2 separate regions of the Homo sapiens genome follow, and region 2 is linked to region 1. Evidence: read pairs that join two places in POLR2A ChIA-PET (ENCODE). Cell type or tissue: GM12878. All regions are shown on one strand. Each heading gives the region's core, and the rest is flanking DNA. Links, peaks and the distances in the headings are about the cores only. Region 1 overlaps GCC2 (GRIP and coiled-coil domain containing 2). Region 2 overlaps LIMS1 (LIM zinc finger domain containing 1).

The links. Peaks named below come from ENCODE experiments on the same cell type or tissue, not always from the same donor. Only the 100,000 strongest peaks of a DNase experiment are listed, where the experiment ranks them.
Region 2: POLR2A ChIA-PET joins it to region 1 with 9 read pairs; 2 of 35 experiments call an interaction of 5 or more read pairs at or near these places.

What each region holds. Positions count from the first base shown.
Region 1 is chr2:108,503,918-108,514,003 of GRCh38, forward strand. It overlaps GCC2 (GRIP and coiled-coil domain containing 2), which reads left to right. Exons shown (of 23, transcript NM_181453.4): 23 at 3,643-5,498. The coding sequence ends at 3,713. It overlaps GCC2-AS1 (GCC2 antisense RNA 1), which reads right to left. Exons shown (of 3, transcript NR_135290.1): 2 at 8,013-8,095; 3 at 3,610-3,704. Among named protein-coding and RNA genes, the nearest start is that of GCC2-AS1, 25 kb to the right of the region's middle. In GM12878, for the core only: no CTCF peak of the experiment used is centred there; no DNase peak of the experiment used is centred there.
Region 2 is chr2:108,562,397-108,572,482 of GRCh38, forward strand. The region is part of intron 1 of LIMS1 (LIM zinc finger domain containing 1); the gene reads left to right. Among named protein-coding and RNA genes, the nearest start is that of LIMS1, 33 kb to the left of the region's middle. RefSeq lists an enhancer at 3,581-3,670. In GM12878, for the core only: no CTCF peak of the experiment used is centred there; a DNase peak (open chromatin) is centred at 3,665; H3K4me3 peaks cover 665 bases; H3K27ac peaks cover 992 bases.

The DNA of each region.
Region 1 (10,086 bases), core at 1,053-9,052:
GGGCAACATGGCGAGACCCTATGTCTGCAAAAATTTTAAAATATCCCAGATCTGGTGGCATGTGTCCATAGTCCTAGCTACTCAGGAGGCTAAGGCAGCAGGATTGTTTGTTATAAGGAGTTCGAGGCTGCAGTCAAACTTCTGGTCGAAATCCTGGTCATGCCACTGCATTTCAGCCTGGACAACAGAGTAAAACCCCATCTTTAAAAAAAAATTAAGAAATAAAAATAATATGTCAAACATTAGAATATGTTGCATCTAGTAAGGGTAAGCAATTATTTCTTGAAACTCTACATATATACATGAGTGTTGGTAAATACCTGACTGTATCATCAGCTCTAGATATAAAATGTTTATGATGTTGGCTGTAAGTTAATGAGGAATAGTTTTCCTTTCTGTGGGTTTGGGTGTATTTGGGAAACATTAGCTTAGGGGGTAAAGTAGGTTACCCAACTCGGAAAAGCAACATCAAAGTCCTTATAATTAACACATATTAGGGGCCCAACTTAAATTTCAAGCAGATGTCATGAGCTGCTCAGAGTAGCGTGTTACAACTCTGCGTTATAAGGTAAAGTGACTTAGAGTGTAACAGTAGTCCCCAAACAATGTCAAATAGACACTGGTAAGTATAGATTGCTCCTCTCCTTGCATCACAAATGTTAATTCACCTTGCCCCCACACACATTAAAACTCAGCATATTTCACAAATTGAGTGTTTCATTTCTATTTCAGGTAGACTTATGGTAAGTCAGTTTTGCTCCCCAAATAAGTTAGCCATATAGTACTTCTATATGCAAAATTTGAATCTCAATTTTACTACTCAAGCAGGAAGTAAAAGTCATTTTTCTATATCTTCTTTGCTCCCAGACTGTGTTACAGTTTACAGATCTGAATATTGTCACTTGTACACCATACATACACAGAGGTCTAAAACTCTCTACAAGTAAATAAAGACGAAAAAAAAGCCCAGCAACCCAATAGGAAAATAGGCCAAGCCTGTTATAGGCTTTTTGATCATCTCCAGACTGGCAGGCAGAGAATGCATACTCACACTGTAAGTGCCTGATTTGATTTGCTGAGGATATAGAACCTTATCAGAAAACAACCTTCCAAGGCAAGAGCAAATGCATCCTATCTTAGCACAGCTTTTCTCCAATTCTTATTTACCTAAGGAGATGAATAGCTGCCAGGAACATTGTTTGCACAAGGGCAGGGGCCTGCCAGATCTGAGAACACAGCAAAATTTTTGTCAAAAATCTTATATTCAGCTTACACCATTCATTTCAGGGGAACATACAACAGTCTGCATTTCAGTTTAGGGAAATGTTTACAGTCGTCTGGTTCTCTTTATTCTTGGGAACAAGGTTACCTCACTTGAAATACATAACCAGTGCCAAGTTGTCCATCCCTAAGCAATATCGCTTCCTCCTACTTTCTAGAAGTTCTTCAGATTGTGGAAGACAGACTTCTCAGAATTCTTTGCCCTCATTCCCTCCTCCAGAAATTCATGCCTTTGTATAATCTCTTCCCCTTGAGAGCCAGTAGGCTAACCTAATGAGTTATTTTTAACCAGTAGAATACAGCAAAAATGATAGATTACAAGAGATTGTGGCTTCTATCTTGCTAGCGGACTCTCTGTCTTCTCTGCTTGCACACTTTGTTGAAGCAAGCTACCATCCCATAGGCAAGGAACACAGGCCATCAGTTTAGCGGCCTTGAGGAACTAAATTCTTCCAACTACCACATAAGTTTGGAAGTAGATTCTTCTCCAGTCCAGCCTTCAGATGAGACCCCAGCCATGCCAACATCTTGATTGCAGCCCTGTGAGAGTCCTTGAAATAGAACCATTTCTGATCTCCTGACCCACAGAAACTGTGAAATAAATATGTGTTAAGGTACTAACTTTGTAATTTGTTACGCAGCAGATTGTAAATAACACGCAGATAAAACCAGACAGAACAGAAAAATAAAATGGCTTTAACTCTAGAAAATTTCCCCATGTAAAATTTTGAAAATGCTACTCTGCCTAAGGTCAAACTGACATACATATATACGTATGAAAACACAGAAAGGTGTCTGGAAGGATAATACCAAATTAAATCTTTATCCAAGAGGAATGAAAACCAGTATTCACACAAAAACCTATGCACAAACCTTGTGAATATATTAAAAACCAGTGACTTATGCACTTTAAAAAGGTGAATTATGTGGTATATGAATTATATCTCCAAAACATTTAATTAAAAACCTGTACACAATTATTCATAGAAACTTTCTTTAAAATTGCTAAAAACGAGGAAGATCTCAGTTATCCTTCAACTGGCAAATGAATAAACTGGTACAGCCATGCAATTGAATACTGCTCAGCAATAAAAAAGAATGCACTGCCAGTACAGCAACATGGATAATTCTCAAATGCCTTATGCCAGTTGACAGAGGTCAGACTCAAAATACTATGTACAGTGTGATTCTACTTATATGACACTCTGAAAAAAGCAGAACTATAAGGACAGAAAACAGGTTAGCGGTTGCCAAGGAGTGGGAGAAGCAGCCAGGGAGAACTTTGAGGAGGTGAAAATGTGCCAGGCCTTGGTCGGTGGTGGTACGTAACTGTGCATTTGTCAAGACTCAGTGCTATATGCTGAAAAGGGCAGGTTTTACTATAAGTAAGTTGTACCTCAATAAACATGATTTTTAAATGATTAAAACTTTGGTTTTTGTTTGTTTTGGTTCAGTTTTAAGGTTTACCATAAATCTATTGGTTTTAGATTCTAAGTTGTATATAAGCTTCTGTTTTAAAAGAATTTTTTTTTAAATCCTCTTATCGTCAACAATACTTAGTTGTGCTGGAAATTTTATTTTGGTATTGTTTAATGGAGAAAGACAAATAATGTTCGAGAACAGACATTGATTCATAACATCAAAGTATATTGTGAGAAGATGGTATTTCAGAATAGAAGAAGAATTTCTTATGTGCTGGTAGGATTGTTTGTAAATAATCATTTCTGCATGATTTTCATAGCTGGATTTCTTTAATAAAGCCATTTAAAGGTTAAGTTCTAGATTGCTTCATGTTGCTTATCAATGTTTTAAAGCTAAAATAGAAAATTAGCTGTTAAGTTGGCTCAACCGGAAATTCAGTATATCCTTTAAAAAGAGAAATTTAGTAAGTAGTGTGTCTAAAGAATGACATATGGATGGGTACAGTGGCTCGTGACTGTAATCCCAACAATGTGAGGCTGAAGTGGGAGGATCACTTGAGCCCAGGAATTTGAGACCAGCCTGGAAAACAGTGAGACCCGCATCTCCACAAAAAAAACAAAAAATTACCCAGGCATGGTGGCACACACCTTGTGGTCCCAGTTGCTTGGGAGGCTGAGGTGGGAGAATCACTTGAGCCTGGGAGATCAAGGCTGCATTGAAGTCTCATCACGCCACTGCACTCCAGCCTGGGTGACAGAGCAAGACCCTGTCTCAAAAAAAAAGAACCCCCCCCCCCAAAAAAAAGGCATGTAATCAGTAAAAAACACATTATTTGCTTATATTGTAGAGTGATTCTAAAATATAGATTTTACATTGAGAAATTTTAATACTCTCTTTTTTCTTTTATTTTTCTTTTTTTTTTTGTTTTACTTTCCAAAGGTGAGGAAGAAAATGCTTCCCGTTCTTCTGGATGGGCATCCTATCTTCATAGTTGGTCTGGACTTCGATAGGTTGATGGAAGGAATATTTTTATTAACCAAATAGAATCTATTTACAAAAATGGTTCACGTATATTACCACAATTCTTTTGTCAAAAAGTGTGTATATATGTTTGCATCTACATATATTTGTACATCTATATGACAGATGTATTTTAAAAGTTTCATCTTGAAGTAAAAGTACAACAGCTTGAAGTGTTGATAGCAGGCCACAGCCCTCTAACTCATGTGATTTCCCATGCATGCTGCCAGAATAAAACCACCAGGAATGAATTCACTCCCCACTTCTCTGGAACCTCAGGACCCGCCCATTTCTCGGCAGTACTGTGAATTTTGAAGTTAAACTAAATTTTGGTACCATACCAACTGGAATTTAGGCTTTAAAAATAATGTTTCAAGGCCAGGTGTGGTGATTCATGCCTGAAATCCCACTACTTTGGGAGGCTGAGGCTGGAGAATTGCTTGAGGCTAGTGAGCTGTGACTCCCACTGCACTCCAGCTCGGGGAACAGAGCGAGACCTTGTCTCTAAAAATAATAGTAATAAAATAAAAATAACGTTTTATGACTATTTATTGCAAGGTCAGAGTTACAGATTGTTATAAATTGTTGAGAAATTTTTGTGATTAGAATATGAAGGAAAAAGCTTTGTTGGTAAAAGTGACATGTTAAGGGGCTATGAAGTAAATATGCTGCAGTTAATTATGCTAAGTTAAAATACAGTTTAGTTATTTGCTTTAAAATAAACTCTTCTTTTTTTCTTTAAAGTATACTATCTCAAAACTCATTATGTTGTCAGAGCCCTAGAGCTGGCTAGTGTAACACTGACTATGAGTAGGTGGGCCCACACTTGAGTTGAGGTGATTTCATGGTGTCTTTCCAGGCTCTTGATAGGGTGTCACTGCATGCAAGCCATGAATCTGTTTTGAGAATCCTCTCCATTTTCCCAAATAAAAACCTATCACAACAGTGACTATATCACTCAGCATTGGATCTAAATATAAAAGTGGTGCTTTCAGTGTTTTTGGCAGATAGTGTTCCATAAGCTTTCCATCAGAAGGGATTTTAGACACCTTAGAGGTCCGTGCTACATCGTCACAGTTCCTCCGAATAACCTTAGGTGGTAGTGTTACTTGCCTTTGACACCTCTGCATATGTTTTAATGACTAGATCCAAACTGTGTTGTTCTTAAATCAAAAATTGGATAATTTGTAATATTTATGTGTTAATCACACAGTATGCTCTCTGAAGTTCTCTTAAGCCTTCAGTTTATACTCTTAATTTAATTTTCTTTCTGAGCTGGAGAACTGGCTTTGCACTTTGGTTACACAGAACATTGGTTTCCAATTCAGTTTAACTGAAATTTGCTGCTGATATGTTGAGTTTGTTCTTTAAAAAATAGCTCATATATCTCATCTTTCCTCCTGTCTTAGAAGAACAGACCTAACTAGTGAATGTATTAATGAAAATGCATCTATTTCAGAGCTGACATGAAGAGTTTAGTTTTTTTACTTTATAAACTGTGAATATGAGTATGCCAGCTGCATACGATGTAACTAATCATATTTAAATATATTTCACTTTCTCTTTGACTTTAGACCTTTTGAAGTCTGTATAAACTTGTTTTGAAATATAGTCTCTGCTTACGAATGTCATAACAAAATAATTTTTTGCATGATAAAAAATTACTTTGATTACAAAAGGCATATTCTTTCATGGTTTCTGCAATGAGAGGAAGTGTAATGATTATTTTAATATTTCTATTAAATATGTTTAACTGTATATTTTTATGGCTGCTCTTTTATGTTACACACTGTCTCTTTGGGGTTGTTAATTGGTTTCTGAAAGGGAACTTCAAACTCCTTTACTACTGGCCTTACACGATTGGTCCCTATTAGGTTGTCGAGAGAACATCGACCAACTCTTTGATACCCACCAGGTAGACCGTAGTACCTGCCATGTCTGACACCCTGCATCCAGCTAAAACTAGAAACAGCACTGGGCCTCCCTGTAGACAAGACATTGATTTGACCAGAAGCAGATGTCTGGCTAAGGCTGCCAACCAAAGGGTGGCCTTAGATGAAGGGCTTTGTTCAGTTAGGGGCAGAGGTCATTAATTTTTTTTTTTTTTTTTTTTTGAGACAGAGTCTTGCTCTGTCGCCCAGGCTGGAGTGCAATGGCGCGATCTCGGCTCACTGCAAGCTCTGCCTCCCGGGTTCACGCCATTCTCCTGCCTCAGCCTCCTAAGTAGCTGGGACTACAGGCGCCCGCCACCATGCCCGGCTAATTTTTTGTATTTTTAGTAGAGACGGGGTTTCACCGTGTTAGCCAGGATGGTCTCGATCTCCTGGAGGTAATTAATTTCTTTGGATGTTTGGACTAGGATATGGGGAGAGACAGAGCAGAAAGAGAAACACAGATGCCACAAGAAGGAGGAACAGAGCTAACCCTGCATAGGACTGGACACAGCAGCCAGACCAAGAGAGGCATCTAGTGAGAAGCAGCTCTTCAGCCCTGGGCCTGGTGCACACATCACTCCTTGGTTTCTAAGAACCAAATTTGGCCCAGCACAGTGCCTCATGCCTGTAATCCCAGCACCTTGGGAGGCCAAAGCGGGTAGATCATGAGGTCAAGAGATCAAGACCATCCTGGCCAACATGGTGAAACCCCATCTCTACTAAAAACACACAAAAAATCAGCTGGGCATAGTGGTGTGCACCTGTAGTCCCAGCTACTTGGGAGGCTGAGGCAGGAGAATCACTTGAACCCGGGAGGCAGAGTCCAGTGAGCCAAGATCACACTACTGCACTCCAGCCCGGTGACAGAGTGAGACTCCGTCAAAAAAAAGCCAAATTCATACAGTCCCTGAGGAGTGGGAACTGATGCACATCTCTTGTATACAATAAGCTATGCTTGTGCTCTGAACGGTGTAAGATTGAGAATTGTATTCCTTTAAAGAAAGTTCGGCAGAACTGTAACTGAATTACTAACAAGGCACTGAGAAGGCATACCATACTTTGTATTCTTTTTAAAGTCCCTGTTAGGTGGTGGTGTAGCTGGAAGTGTATAGTATTGAGGATGTAAAGTTTCCCCTAAAAAATTTTTGGTATTTGGCGAATGGCATAACACATCAAAAAATTGGTTGTATCATATGATTAAATTGCAACGTGATGATTTCAACTTGGTGGAAGACTTCTGCTTCGTCTTGGTATCTGAAAATCCCCTTTGCTTCAAACTTAATACACACCAAGGAGAACAACCTGATACAAGTTTGCAAGTGTCTTTGAGCTAATGGTTTTTCGTGGGTATTAAAAAGCATTGGGTTATTTATGTATAATTACGTAGAAAGAAAATGTTCCATTCAAGATACGGTTACACGAAAAGGCATCTAGTTGGGACCTTCAAATTATTACTTATATACCTACAGAAAATTCCTATAAATAGGCCGGGCGCGATGGCTCACACCTGTCATCCCGGCACTTAGGGAGGCCAGGGTGGGCAGATCACCTGAGGTCAGGAGTCCAAGACCAGCCTGGCCAATATGGTGAAAACTTGTCTCTACGAAAAATACAAAAATTAGCCAGGCATGTTGGCCCATGCCTGTAGTCCCAGCTACTCAGCAGGCTGAGGTAGGAGAATCACTTGAACTCGGGAGGGGAGGCTGCAGTGAGCCAAGATCACACACCACTGCACTCCAGCCTGGGCAACAAAGTGAGACCCCCATCTCAAATAAGGAAAGAAAATTCCTATGAAGAAACACTATACCTCTGAGTTTCAATAATAGAGATGATTAACCCAGTTTCCCTGCAAGGATGTGCTCACTGTGAACAGATGTAGTGGTTACCACTCCAGATGTCTGCCTAGCATTTGAGACAACAGTCCCTGTCACCCCTGCCTCTCTCTGGGAACTTCTGCCCCACCACCATACAGAGGGGCAGTAGGCCCAGCCATAATCAACTGAAACAGATACAGAGTTATGACCTGAGCCTAGGCAATTAGGTTTTCTCAGGAATATGGATCTGGGACTAAAGAACTCAGCATCTTCCTGTGACTGGAATTGTAGCATGTAAGTACAGAAGCTTTGGAGTGCCCAGAAAGAGCAGAGAAAGCCAGCCAAGAGAGTGCCAGGTTTAAGTTGACAGAAGAGGTCAACAAAATCGTGAAGTGAGTGTTCTGGGGACCTGAGAGTCAAGGGACTGGATTCTGTACAATGTCTCTGCATCATCATAGTAAACTTTCTACACATGCTTTGAAAGTAAATATCAGATAATTTGGAGCACAGTATAATGGTAAAGTATAAAATGTGAACTTACACAAGTACACCACAATTTCCGCCTCACTGACGAATAACTTGGGGCATGTTCTTCTTGACTGCTCGGAGCCCCCATTTCTTTATCTGTAAAAAGGAAATAAATTACATAGCTGTGAGTTATTGGATGACATCATAAAACCCAGCACAGAGGGCTGGACGCGGTGGCTCACGCCTGTAATCCCAGCACTTTGGGAGGCCACGGTGGGCGTATCACGAGGTCACGAGATCGGGACCATCCTGGCTAACATGGTGAAACCCTGTCTCTACTAAAAATACAAAAAATCAGCCAGGTGTAGTGGCGGGTGCCTGTAGTCTCAGCTACTTGGGAGGCTGAGGCAGGAGAATGGCGTGAACCCAGAAGGCAGAGCTTGCAGTGAGCCAAGATTGCACCACTGCACTCCAGCCTGGGCAACAGAATAAGACGCCATCTCAAAAACAAACAAACAAAAAAAAGCCAGCACAGAGTAGGCATGCCAGCATTCTCTCCCTTCTCAGCCTGCAAAAAGATTTATCAATTTACCTCATTTTCTTCTGTTCCTTGTTCTGACCTCAGTGCATGACCCATAGCACCAAGTGTTACTGTCGTTTATGAGTGAACAATTGAGTTAATAAGGAAATAAATTGAATGTTTTCTAACATTTTGACCTTAACTTATTTTTTAAAACTTTGTACCTCCCAGAGCTGGGAAGAGATTCCAGATTTCCCGACTTAGTCCAGAATGATGACTAATGCTGGACTTCGTCTATAGCTCTTATTGAAATGTCAGAAAACATTTTTTTCCCCAAAAACTATTAACTGATAAATTTATAGCATCAAACTGCATTTTTTAAAGGAGGCTTTTTGTTTTTTCTTTTTTGAGAGAGAGAGAGTCTTGCTCTGTCAACCCAGGCTGGAGTGCCTTGGCATAGTGTCAGTTCTCTGCAATCTCTGCCTCCCGGTCTCAGGTGATTCTCCTGCCTCAGCCTCCCAAGTAGCTGGGACTACAGGTGTGCACCACCACATCCAGCTAATTTTTGTTTGTTTGTTTTTGGTAGAGACGAGGTTTTGCCATGTTACCTAGGCTGATCTTGAACTCCTGGACTCAAGTGATCCACCCACCTCGGCCTCCCAAAGTGCTGAGATTTCAGGTGTGAGCCACCACACCTGGCCAAAAGAGACTTTTTTTTTTTTTTTTTTTTGAGACGAGTGTCGCTCTGTCGCCAGGCTGGAGTACAGTGGCATGGTCTCAGCTCACTGCAACCTCCACCTCCTGGGTTCAAGTGATTCTCCTGCCTCAGCCTCCGGAGTAGCTGGGACTACAGGCACGGGCCACCACGCCCGGCTAATTTTTTGTATTTTTAGTAGAGATGGAATTTCACTGTGTTAGCCAGGATGGTCTTGATCTCCTGACCTCGTGTTCTGCCCACCTTGGCCTCCCAAAGTGCTGGGATTACAGGCGTGAGCCATCGCGCCCAGCCCATGCGCAGCTAATTTTTTTTTTTTTTTGGATTTTAGTAGAGACAAGGTTTCACCATGTTGCCCAGGCTGTTCTTGAACTCCTGAGTGCAGGCAATCCGCCCACCTCACCCTCCCAAAGTGCTAGGATTACAGGTGTTTGGTTTTTTGTTTGGTTTTCAAGCAACCTTTCTAAATTTTGCTATGCTCACTCTTTCTTCACATGTTGGTACTGGCTAGATACAGATTTTGCTTTCCTATTGGAGACTTTTGAGAGCTGGCTATCCCCTCTTGCTCCTTTTCTTTTTTCTCTTCCCTACTTCCAAGTTTCTTGCTCTTTTTCTTACCCCATAAGTTACCAGAAATTCATACGCCCTTGAGAGCGCTTTTTGTTTGAACTTCAGTCTTTGGTTTCATCAACTTTTCTAAGGAAATTGATCTGTTAATGAAAGTTGGCTTGCTTGACTTCAGAATATCTGTATTATTCAGTGATATGTGTTTTTCTGGTTGCTTTGTTTGAGCACAGTGTAAATATCACCCATTGCATAGCTTTGGCAGTGACATAAATCTAGCAGCGTAAGATTGAGAAAAGCTAGAAGTCCCACCACAGATTGTATTTCAGTGAAAGGGATTCTTTTTAA
Region 2 (10,086 bases), core at 617-8,616, 58 kb after region 1:
GTTGGGAATACAAAGGAAAAGTTCTTGAAAAAGTGCTACTCCAGTGAAAACACAAATGATAAGACAGCAAAACAGCTTTATTGCTGATACAGGGAAAGTTTTAGTGGTTTGAATGGGACATAAAACCAGCCACAACATTCCCTTAAGTCAAAACCTAATCCAAAGCAAGGCCCTAACTCTTCAATTCTATGAAGGTGGAGAGAGGTGAGGAAGCTGCAGAAGAAAAGTTGGAAAGTTAGTAGAAGTTCATTCATGAAGCTTGAGGAAAGATCTCCGAAACATAAAAGTGCAAGGTGAAGCAGCAGGTGCTGATGTAGAAGGTGCACCAAGTTATCCAGAAGATCTAGCTAAGATAATTAATGAAGGTGGCTACACCAAACAACAGATTGTCAGTGTAGACAAAATAGCCTTCTGTTGGGAGAAGATGCCATCTAGGACTCAAGGCTGGAGAGGGGAAGTGAATGCCTGGCTTCACTGTTTCAAAGCCTCAAAGGGCAGGTTGACTCTCTTGTTAGGAGATAATGTACCTAGTGACTTTAAATTGAAGCCAGTGCTCATTTACTATTCCAAAAAAGCCAGAGCCCTTAAGAATTATGCTAAATCTACTCTGCCTCTGCTCTATAAATGGAACACTGAAGTCTGGATGACCACATATGTGTGTGCAGCATGGTTTCCTGAATATTTTAAGCCCACTGTTGAGACCTGCTCAGAAAAAAGGATTCCTTTTAAAACATTGTTCATTGACAATGCATCTGATCACCTAAGAACTCTGATGGAGAGATGTGTAAGGAGATTAATGTTATTTCCATGCCTATTAACACAGCATCCATTCTGCAGCGCAGGGATCAAGGAGTAACTTCATTCTTATTATTTAAGAAATAAATTGCATAGGCTATATAGCTGCTGCAGATGGTGATTCCTCTAATGGATCTGGGCAAGTAAAATGAAAACCTTCTGAAAAAGATTCACCATTCTTCTTGCCATTAAGAACATTCATGATTTATGGCAGGTGGTCAAAATACCAACATTAGTAGGAGTTTGGAAGAAGTTGATTCCAGCCTTCATGGATGACTTTCGGGGGCTCAAGACTTCAGTGGAAGAAGTAACTGCAGATGTGGTGGAAATCACAAGATAACTAGAATTAGAAGTGGAGTCTTAAGTTGTGACTTGAATTATTGCAATTTCATGATAAAACTTGAACAGATGAGGGGTTGCTTCTTATGGATGAACAAAGAAAGTGATTTCTTGAAATGTAGTCTACTCCTGATGAACTTCCTGTGAACATTATTGAAATGATAACAAAGGATTTAGAATAATACATAAACTTAGTAAAGCAATGGCAGGGTTTGAGAGAATTGACTTCAATTTCGAATGTTCTAGTGGCCAGGCGCATAGCTCATGCCTGTAAATCCAGCACTTTGGGAGGCCAAGGTGGGAGGATTGCTTGAGCACAGGAATTTGAGATGTGCCTGGGCAATACAGCGAGATCCTGTCTCTACAAAAATAAAAATAATTAGCCAGGTGTGGTGGTGCACTATAATCCCAGCTACTTGGGAGGCTGAGGTGGAAGGATTGCTTAAGTCCAGGAGTTCAAGGCTACAGTGAGCTATGATCACACCTGGGTGACAGGCCAAGACCCTGTCTCAAAAAAAAAAAAAAAAAAAAAGGAAAAGGAAAGAAACATTGTTTGCCACAAGGAGGTTTTCTTCAATTGCCACAGCCACCCCAGGCTTCAGCAGCCACCATCCTGATCAGTCAGCAGTTGTCAACATCAAGGAAGACCCTGCAAAAGATAATGACTCGCTGAAGGCTCAGATGATTGCTAGCATTTTTGAGCAATAAAGTATTTTAAAATTAAGATCTGTACTTCTTTTTAGACATAATACTCTTGCACACTTTAGACATAATGCTCTTGCACACTTAATAGACTACAGTGTAGTGTGAACATAATTTTATATGCACTGAGAAACCAAAAAACTTGTGACTCGCTTTATTGTGATACGCACTCCATTGTGGTGGTCTGAAACTGAACCCTTAGTAGCTCCGAGGTATGCCTGTATAGAGATAGATAAAGAGATAGACTTATTTTGAGGAATAGGCTTGCAGGATTTTGGAGGCTGGCAAGTTTAAAATCCACAGAGACCCAATCCACTTGAGACCCAGGGAGGAGCCGGTGTTGCACTTCAAGTCTGAAGGCTGTCTAATGGCACAATTCAAACTCAGTTGTACTCCCCAGTTGCTTTTACCATTATGCTGTGCCTCTTATATAAACCCGTTAGCTCAGTGCTTGGCACGTCATACGATTTAGTATACAATTAAGTTCCACAAGAATGTTTGAAATGGAAGGTACGTAAGATTGCTGCAGCTATGTTGTCATGTTAGGGCTGAAGCTGGAATGGGGGTTGTCAAAGAGGGAAAGACAACACTGTAAAAAAAAAAAAGGTGTGGGTAACACTGTGTAGCCTAAGGGAACTTGTCTATTATAAACGTCCAAAATAAGCACTTTGTACTGTAGTCACTGTACCCCAAGGTTACAGGGAAGGAAAGGGCCAGCGCTCTGCCCTAGCTCTTTAAGAGAAACCCCTAGCTCTTTAAGAGAAACCCATAGTTCAGGAAGTGTTTGTGCTGGACAAAATCTCTGAGCTTTCTCCAAGTCGGTTTCTGTCAAAACTGAGAACTGCTCCATAACTGAGTTGACCTCTGGAATACTTGATTCTCTCAACTCAACTTTGTTACTTATGGCTGTTGTTAAAAGCCAGGAGGTAACTTTTTCCTTAGTTGGATACCGTCTTCGTTCCACAGAGTTTTTTAAATGGAATGTATGGAAAGGTTGCTAACAGCTATGTTGTCATGTTAGGACATAGCCAAGATGATACAATTTCTGGGAAGTTTATTACAGTGGCTACTGTAAAATTTGGTAGCACAAAGGTCTCTAATAAAATTTGGGAGGCACATAATTTAGTCGTCTACTAATCATAGATGGTGTTAAGTAACTCTTTTCTATCTTAGTTGGAGTAAGAAATAAAGTAACTTAAACTGCATTATGAATTAGAGTTATAATTCTATCTTGAAAGACAACTGAATATTAAAGTGAATGCTTAAGGAGGGAATGAACTTGTTTAAAAGGTAAGCAGGGAAATCATGACCTTTTAAACCATTCTTTGGAAATGTAAATTTTAAATATAAAATTGTTTTCCTTAATCTTATCTGATCATTAATTGACTTTTGAGACACAGTCCTTATGGTCTGTTTTATATATTGTGATCCTGTCTTAGTGCATTCCTGCTGCTATAACAAAATACCACAGACTGGGTAATTTTTAAATAACAGAAACTTACATTTCACAGTTTTCGAGGCTGGGAAGTCCTAAATGAAGGCACCAGCAGGTTCAGTGTCTGGTGAGGGCTGCCATCTTCTCCAGGATGGCACCTTGAAGGCTGTGGCTTCACATGACAGGAGGTGACAAAAGGACGTGGAAGTTCCCACCAGCCCTTCACAAAGCACTATTCTCATCTGTGACACAGAGCCCTCCATGCCTATCACCTCCTAAAGGCCTCACTTAATACTGTTGCATTGGGGATTAAGTTTCAACATGAATTTTGGAGGGAACACAAACATTCACACCATAGCAGCTCCTTTTTGAGTTTTGTGTTTTGCTGTCAGTTTCATTTTCTGTGTTGCTAGCTCTGTTTCATGTCTCTGTGAAGTAAAATGAAGCAGGCTCCGTCACTTACTGTGTTGTCTGGGCAGGTTAGGCCACTTCTCTGCTTTGCTTTCCTCATCAGCAAAGTGGGGATTACAGTCTTCCCTACTTTCCTTTCTGCAAGTATTAAATGTGGTTCCTGGCATATCACGCAGAGCAGTGCAAGACTCAGTAAGGCTTTAATTCATGTAAGCTGCTTTGATGAGGGTGATGCATTGATGCAATCCCCAGAAGAAGAATTAAGGAATCCAGCTGTGAGTGTCTTCTATGTCAGCAGTTCTCATCTACTCTTCAGATCACTTTTAAGATATATATTATTTATACCCTCATTTATATAGATGAGGAAACTGATTCTCAGAGGGTAAATTGCCCAGGGCCACACAGTAGGTGGCAGAGCTGTTAGAGTTTCAAATTTGAGTCTGTAAAACCCAAACCCTACTCTTTCCAGTGTATCATGCTGCTGTTGTCGTAAAATGCCAACATAAAATTTACCATCTTAAACATTTTTTTTTTTGAGATGGAGTTTCGCTCTTGTCACCCAGGCTGGAGTGCAGTGGCATGATCTCAGCTTACTGCAACCTCTGCCTCCTGGGTTCAAGCGATTCTCCTGCCTCGGCCTCCCGAGTAGCTGGGATTACAGATGCCCAGCACCATGCCCAGCTAATTTTTGTATTTTTAGTAGAGATGGGGTTTCGCCATGTTGGCCAGGCTGGTCTCAAACTCCTGACCTCAGGTGATGCTCCCGCCTCAGCCTTCCAACGTGCTGGGATTACAGGTGTGAGCTACTGCACCTGGCCCATCGTAACACTTTTTAAGTGTGTAGTTCAGTGGTGTTAAGTATGTTTATATTGTTGTGAAATAGCTCTCCAGAACTTTTTCATCTTGCAGAACTGAAACTCTATATCCATTGAATAGCAACTCCTGCTTTATCCCCAGCTCCTGGCAACCACTGTTCTACTTTCAATGTCTATAAATTTGAATACAGCAGATTCTCAAATAATGTTGTTTTATTCAACATGATTTTGTTATAATGTTGATGAGAACAAAAAATTGATTCCCAGTTGGGACCAGTGTCTGTGTGGGGTTTACGTGTTTCTCCCATGTCTGCTTGGGTTTTCTCCTGGTACTACAGTTTCCTCCCGCATCCCAAAGATGTACATGTTAGGTTAATTGATGTTAAAATCGTCGCAGTGTGAGTGGGTGTGGCTGTATGCCCTGTGACGGGATGGAGTCTCGTCCAGGGTTGGTTCCCATCTTGCTCCCTGAGCTGCTGGGATAGGCTCCAGCCACCTGCAACCCTGAACTAGAATAAGCAGGGTGGAAAATGAATGAATAAATGGACACACATTATTGTAAAATAAAAATTTGTAAAGTATATGATCATCATACAATAAATGATGATCAATAAAACACGACAGTAAACGATGTGGTACAAAAGCACTCAATGAAGATGCCCTGTTTTCCTTTTCTTTGCTTGTTTTTTGTTTTTTGAGATGGAGTCTCGCTCTGTCATCCAGGCTGGAGTGCAATGTCGTGATCTTGGCTTACTACAACCTCTGCTTCCTGGGTTCAAGCGATTCTCCTGCTTCAGCCTCCCAAGTAGCTGGAATTACAGGCATGCGTCACCATGCCTGGCTAATTTTTGTATTTTTAGTAGAGGCGGGGTTTCTCCATGCCGTTCAGGCTGGTTTTGAACTCCTGACCTCAAATGATCCTCCCACCTTGGCCTCCCAAAATGCTAGGATTACAGGCGTGAGCCACCTCACCCAGCCTGCCCTATGTTCTTGTTTGTTTCCAAATAACGTGGTGGCAGGAGGTGCTACTTGCAATTTTCACTTTGCAAACATTGATTCATTGATTTAACCACCATTTTGACCTCTGTCACTCACTGATTCACCAAAAATTGGGTAAATGGTTATTTTTATTCATCTGTCTTAAATGTCTGTATAACTCGTATTTATTTCAGTGCTTAATATTAGAAGTGTTTTGGGTATTTCGAAGTTTGGTGATATTTTTGTGACCAGAAATATGCCATAGGAACTTAACTCTTGTTTGTATCAATTAGCCTGCAGAAAAATTGGTTTCATTATATGTCCCTTCACTTAAAGTCATAGTTTCTGAGAACCAATTGTTAATATTGAAGATTTCCTATACTTTAGATACCTCCTATAGGTGGAATCATGCAATATTTGTTCTTTTGTGACTGGCTTTCTATTTCACTTCACATAATGTCCTCAAGCTTCATCCATGTTGTAGCTTATAACAAGATTTCCTTCGGGTTCATAGTATTCTACTGTTATGTATACCACATTTTATTTATCTATTAATCTGTTAGTGGGCACTTGAGTTCTTCCACATTTTGGCTATTGTGAATAGTGCTACTATGAACATGGGTTACAAATACCTCTTCAATACCCTGCTTTAGATTGTTCTGGATATTTACTCAGAAGTAGGATTGCTGGATCAAATGGTAGTTCTATTTTTAGTTTTTGAAGAACCACCTTACTGTTTTCCATAATACCCACACCATTTTACACCAACAACACACAAAGGTTCCAATTTCTCCACATCCCCACCTACATTTGTTATTCTTTGTTGTTTTGTTTTGTTTTAATAGTAGCCATTGTAATGGGTGTGAGGTGATGTTTCATTGTGATTTTGATTTGCATTTCTGATGATCAGTGATGTTGAACACCTTTTTATATGCTTGTTAGCTATTTGTATGTCATCTTTGGAAAAAAGTCTGTTAAATTCTTTGCCCATGTTGTAACCAGGCTATTTGATTTTTTTTGGCGTTGTTCTTTTTTTTTGAGATGGAGTCTCACTCTGTTGCCCAGGTTAGAGTGCAGTGGCACAATCTCAGCTCACTGCAACCTCCGCCTCCCAGGTTCCAGCGATTCTCCTGCCTCAGCCTCCCGGGAAGCTGAGACTACAGGCACGCACCACCATGCCCAGCCAATTTTTTGCATTTTTAGTAGAGATGGGGTTTCACTGTGTTGGCCAGGCTGGTCTCGAACTCTTGACCTCATGATCTGCCTACCTCATCCTCCCAAAGTGCTGGGATTACAGGCGTGAGCCACCGCACCTGGCCGTGTTGTTGTTCTTCAGGTACAGCAGTTCTTCATATATTCTGGATATTAAAGCCTCATCCATTCATGATTTGCAAATATTTTCTCCTGTTTCATATTTTGCCTTTTCACTCTGATTGGGTCCTTTGATGCACAAAAGTTTTAAAGTTTGATATAGTTCCATTTGTCTGTTTTTGCTTTTGTTGCCTGTGCTTTTAGTTTTGGATTGGGAAACCGTTGCCTAGTCCAATGTCATGCCTTTCTCCTTGTATTTTCTTCTAGGAGTTTTATACTTTGGGGACTTATGTTTAGGTTTTTAGTCCATTTTGAGTTAATTTTTGTATATAATTCATTCTTTTGAATGTGGATGTCCGGTTTTCCTAGCATCATTTGTTGAAGAAACTGTTCTTTCCCATCTTGCTGAGGTTTTTGTTGTTTGTTGTTTTTGAGACAGGGTCTCTCTGTGTCATCCATGCTGAAGTGCAGTGGTATAATCCTACTTCACTATGGCATGAACACCTAGGCTCAAGGAATCCTCCTACCTTAGCCTGCCAAGTAGCTATTATAGCATTACAAACACTCACCGCCATATCTGGCTTTTTTTTTTTTTTTTTTTAGTGATGAGGTCTTGCTATGTTGCCCAGGCTGATCTTGAACTCCTGGCCTCAGGTGATCCTCCCACCTTGGCCTCCCAAAGTGCTGGGATTACAGACATGAGCCACTGTGCTCAGCCATCATGCTGTTTTTTAAGGGTAGAGGAGGGAGAGTGAAGAGAAGGGATATTTATTTTGGGAGAAAAATAATGCAAAAGTATTTTTTAGCTTGTTTGCCACTACATAAATGGAGAAAAGTATACAAAAATCTTTGATAGGATAATATATTTACAGGAATTATGGAGAACTTATTTGACAGATATAGAGGAGTTTATTATTAATATTTGTTTGTATGGGGAAAGGAAATCAAGACATTATAGTAATACTAGGCCGGGAATGGTGGCTCACGCCTGTAATCCCAGCACTTTGGGAGGCCAAGGCGGACAGATCACTTGAGGTTAGGAGTTCAAGACCAGTCTGGTCAACATGGTGAAACCCCATCTCTATTAAAAATACAAACATTAGCCAGCATGGTGGCGCGTGCCTGTAATCCCAGCTACTCGGGTGGCTGAAGTAGGAGAATCTCTTGAACCCAGGAGGTGGAGGTTGCAGTGAGCCGAGATCTCACCACTGCATTCCAGCCTGGGCAGCAGAGCAAGACTCCATCTCAAAAAAATAAAGTAATACTATATTCTCTTTGGCTATGAAGAGACCAGCTTTCCAGAAACCCAGGGTTTTCTGGAATCCAGAAGTTGCTGGCAGGTTGGTCGTGGGGGAGGAAACCTTTTTAATGCCAAACTAATGAGTCTGAACTCCCACAAGCAAACAAACAGAAGATAAAAAAAGCTGAACTCTAAGGGGTTGTCTCCTGTATACTGTGATGGCCTGATTCACAGAGGGAGTGGCCGCATCTCAGAGGGAACGTGGCCATCCTGGGAGGCGGTGGAGAAGAGCGGGAGGAGTTAGCAAGGGAGAGCCCTGGAGGTCCGCAGTGCTGAGAGTGGTTGTGAGCAGCGACCTTGAGGAAGACCAGACTGAAGGTACTGGCTCTGCAGTCCTGCCCTGGAGGGGAAAGGGAGGCCAAGACCGCTCCTCCATCCCCTAAGTGTTAGCCGTCAGCTAGCTAATCCCAGCCTCTGGGAGCTCTTAATAGCTAACTGAAGAAAAATAACATAGCTTTTGGTCTAATGTGGTAACATTTCTCAAAGTTGCTAAAAACATTTCAAATGTCTGAATCTTCTTTTAAAATCTCTGGGCATTAATCAGTTACAGAAATCTTATTTGTATCTTTATTTCCTTTCCTTTCTGCATCAGATATTATTACGTATACTGTTTATTGGGAGGGATGTAAATATTATGCACCCTTCCCTCAAGAAGCTTAGAGTGCAGTAGAGAAGACAGAGTGTTTATAAATAATGGTAAATATTTATGATACCAGTGGTAATAGTAGTAATCATAAGATATAAGGTTGTCTTTCTAGATAACCATTTGAGGTTATCTGGAGGGAGAAGGAAGATCTTTTTAAGGGTGGAGAAATTGAGAGCTAAAGATTATGTAAACTTTACAGGTGTGAGTCTTCCACACATTGCATCTGACATGTAAATAGCAAGAGGCTCCATGAAAATGACTCTGTTAGTCATGTTAGTGTGAACAGTGATCGTGGATGTTTTGAGCCACAGTCCACTACTGTTCCCAGTGTGCTGGACATTCTCCTTGAGCTATTTATAAACAGGAAATATACCTCTTTGAAAATAAACATTGGCGTACATAATTGCACGGAATCCTGTTACTCATCTAAGGTGGGACAATAAATAGCCTTAAAAAATGTTGTAATACCTTACATTGGAATAGCATTTTATTGTGAACAAGGCAGTCTGTTTTATGAATAGTACAAAAGCTTACTAATGCTGTGATAGAAGTAGGAATGAGTGTTTTAGACAGTGAATCTTAAACGTTTAATCTTTTCTTTCGTTGAAGACTATCACTTTTCAGTTTCTGACAATTTAGCACATAATTCTGTATGATAAGAAAATACAGATGGGGACATGGGCTTAATGCTATTGAGGAAAACTGTTCAATGTAGGGACAGGCACCTGAGAAACTGTCTTCAAATGTGTCTCATTGAGCCCCAGCTGCTCTTCCAGAGCTCAACTGGACCTGACAACAGCTGTCTCTAAGCCAGGAACCATGGGCCCTTATATTTTAAAAAGGATGGGTAAGGGGATGTTCTGTTGGAAAATATGCATTTAGTGTAGCAATGCCAAAACTGTAATAATATACATGAATGCATGTTGAGCTTATGTCTAAATACTGGTTGTGTCATGAGTGGCCTATTATAAAGCCACTAGAAAAGTTATTTTGAAAGAGGATTTGAGGGACTGGGCTTTTTTTTTTATCATGGAATTTATATCCTAATCCTGACTTTGTGTACATTTCTGTTGTGTCTTACTGTTCTCTCCCTTACTTAAACTTCCCTTCACTGAAATACAACTTACATACAATAAGCTACTTGTATTCAATTTTACAATATAAGTTCTGACCCATGAGGTTGTTACCACAGTCAAGAAAATGAGCATAACCCTTTGTAATCCTTCTCTCCCTTGGTCTCTGGGACTCTTGCTTTTTTTTTTTTTTTTTTTTGAGGCAGAGTCTTGCTCTATTGCCCAGGCTGGAGTGCAGTGGCGCAGTCTCAGCTCACTGCAACCTCTGCCTCCCAGATTCA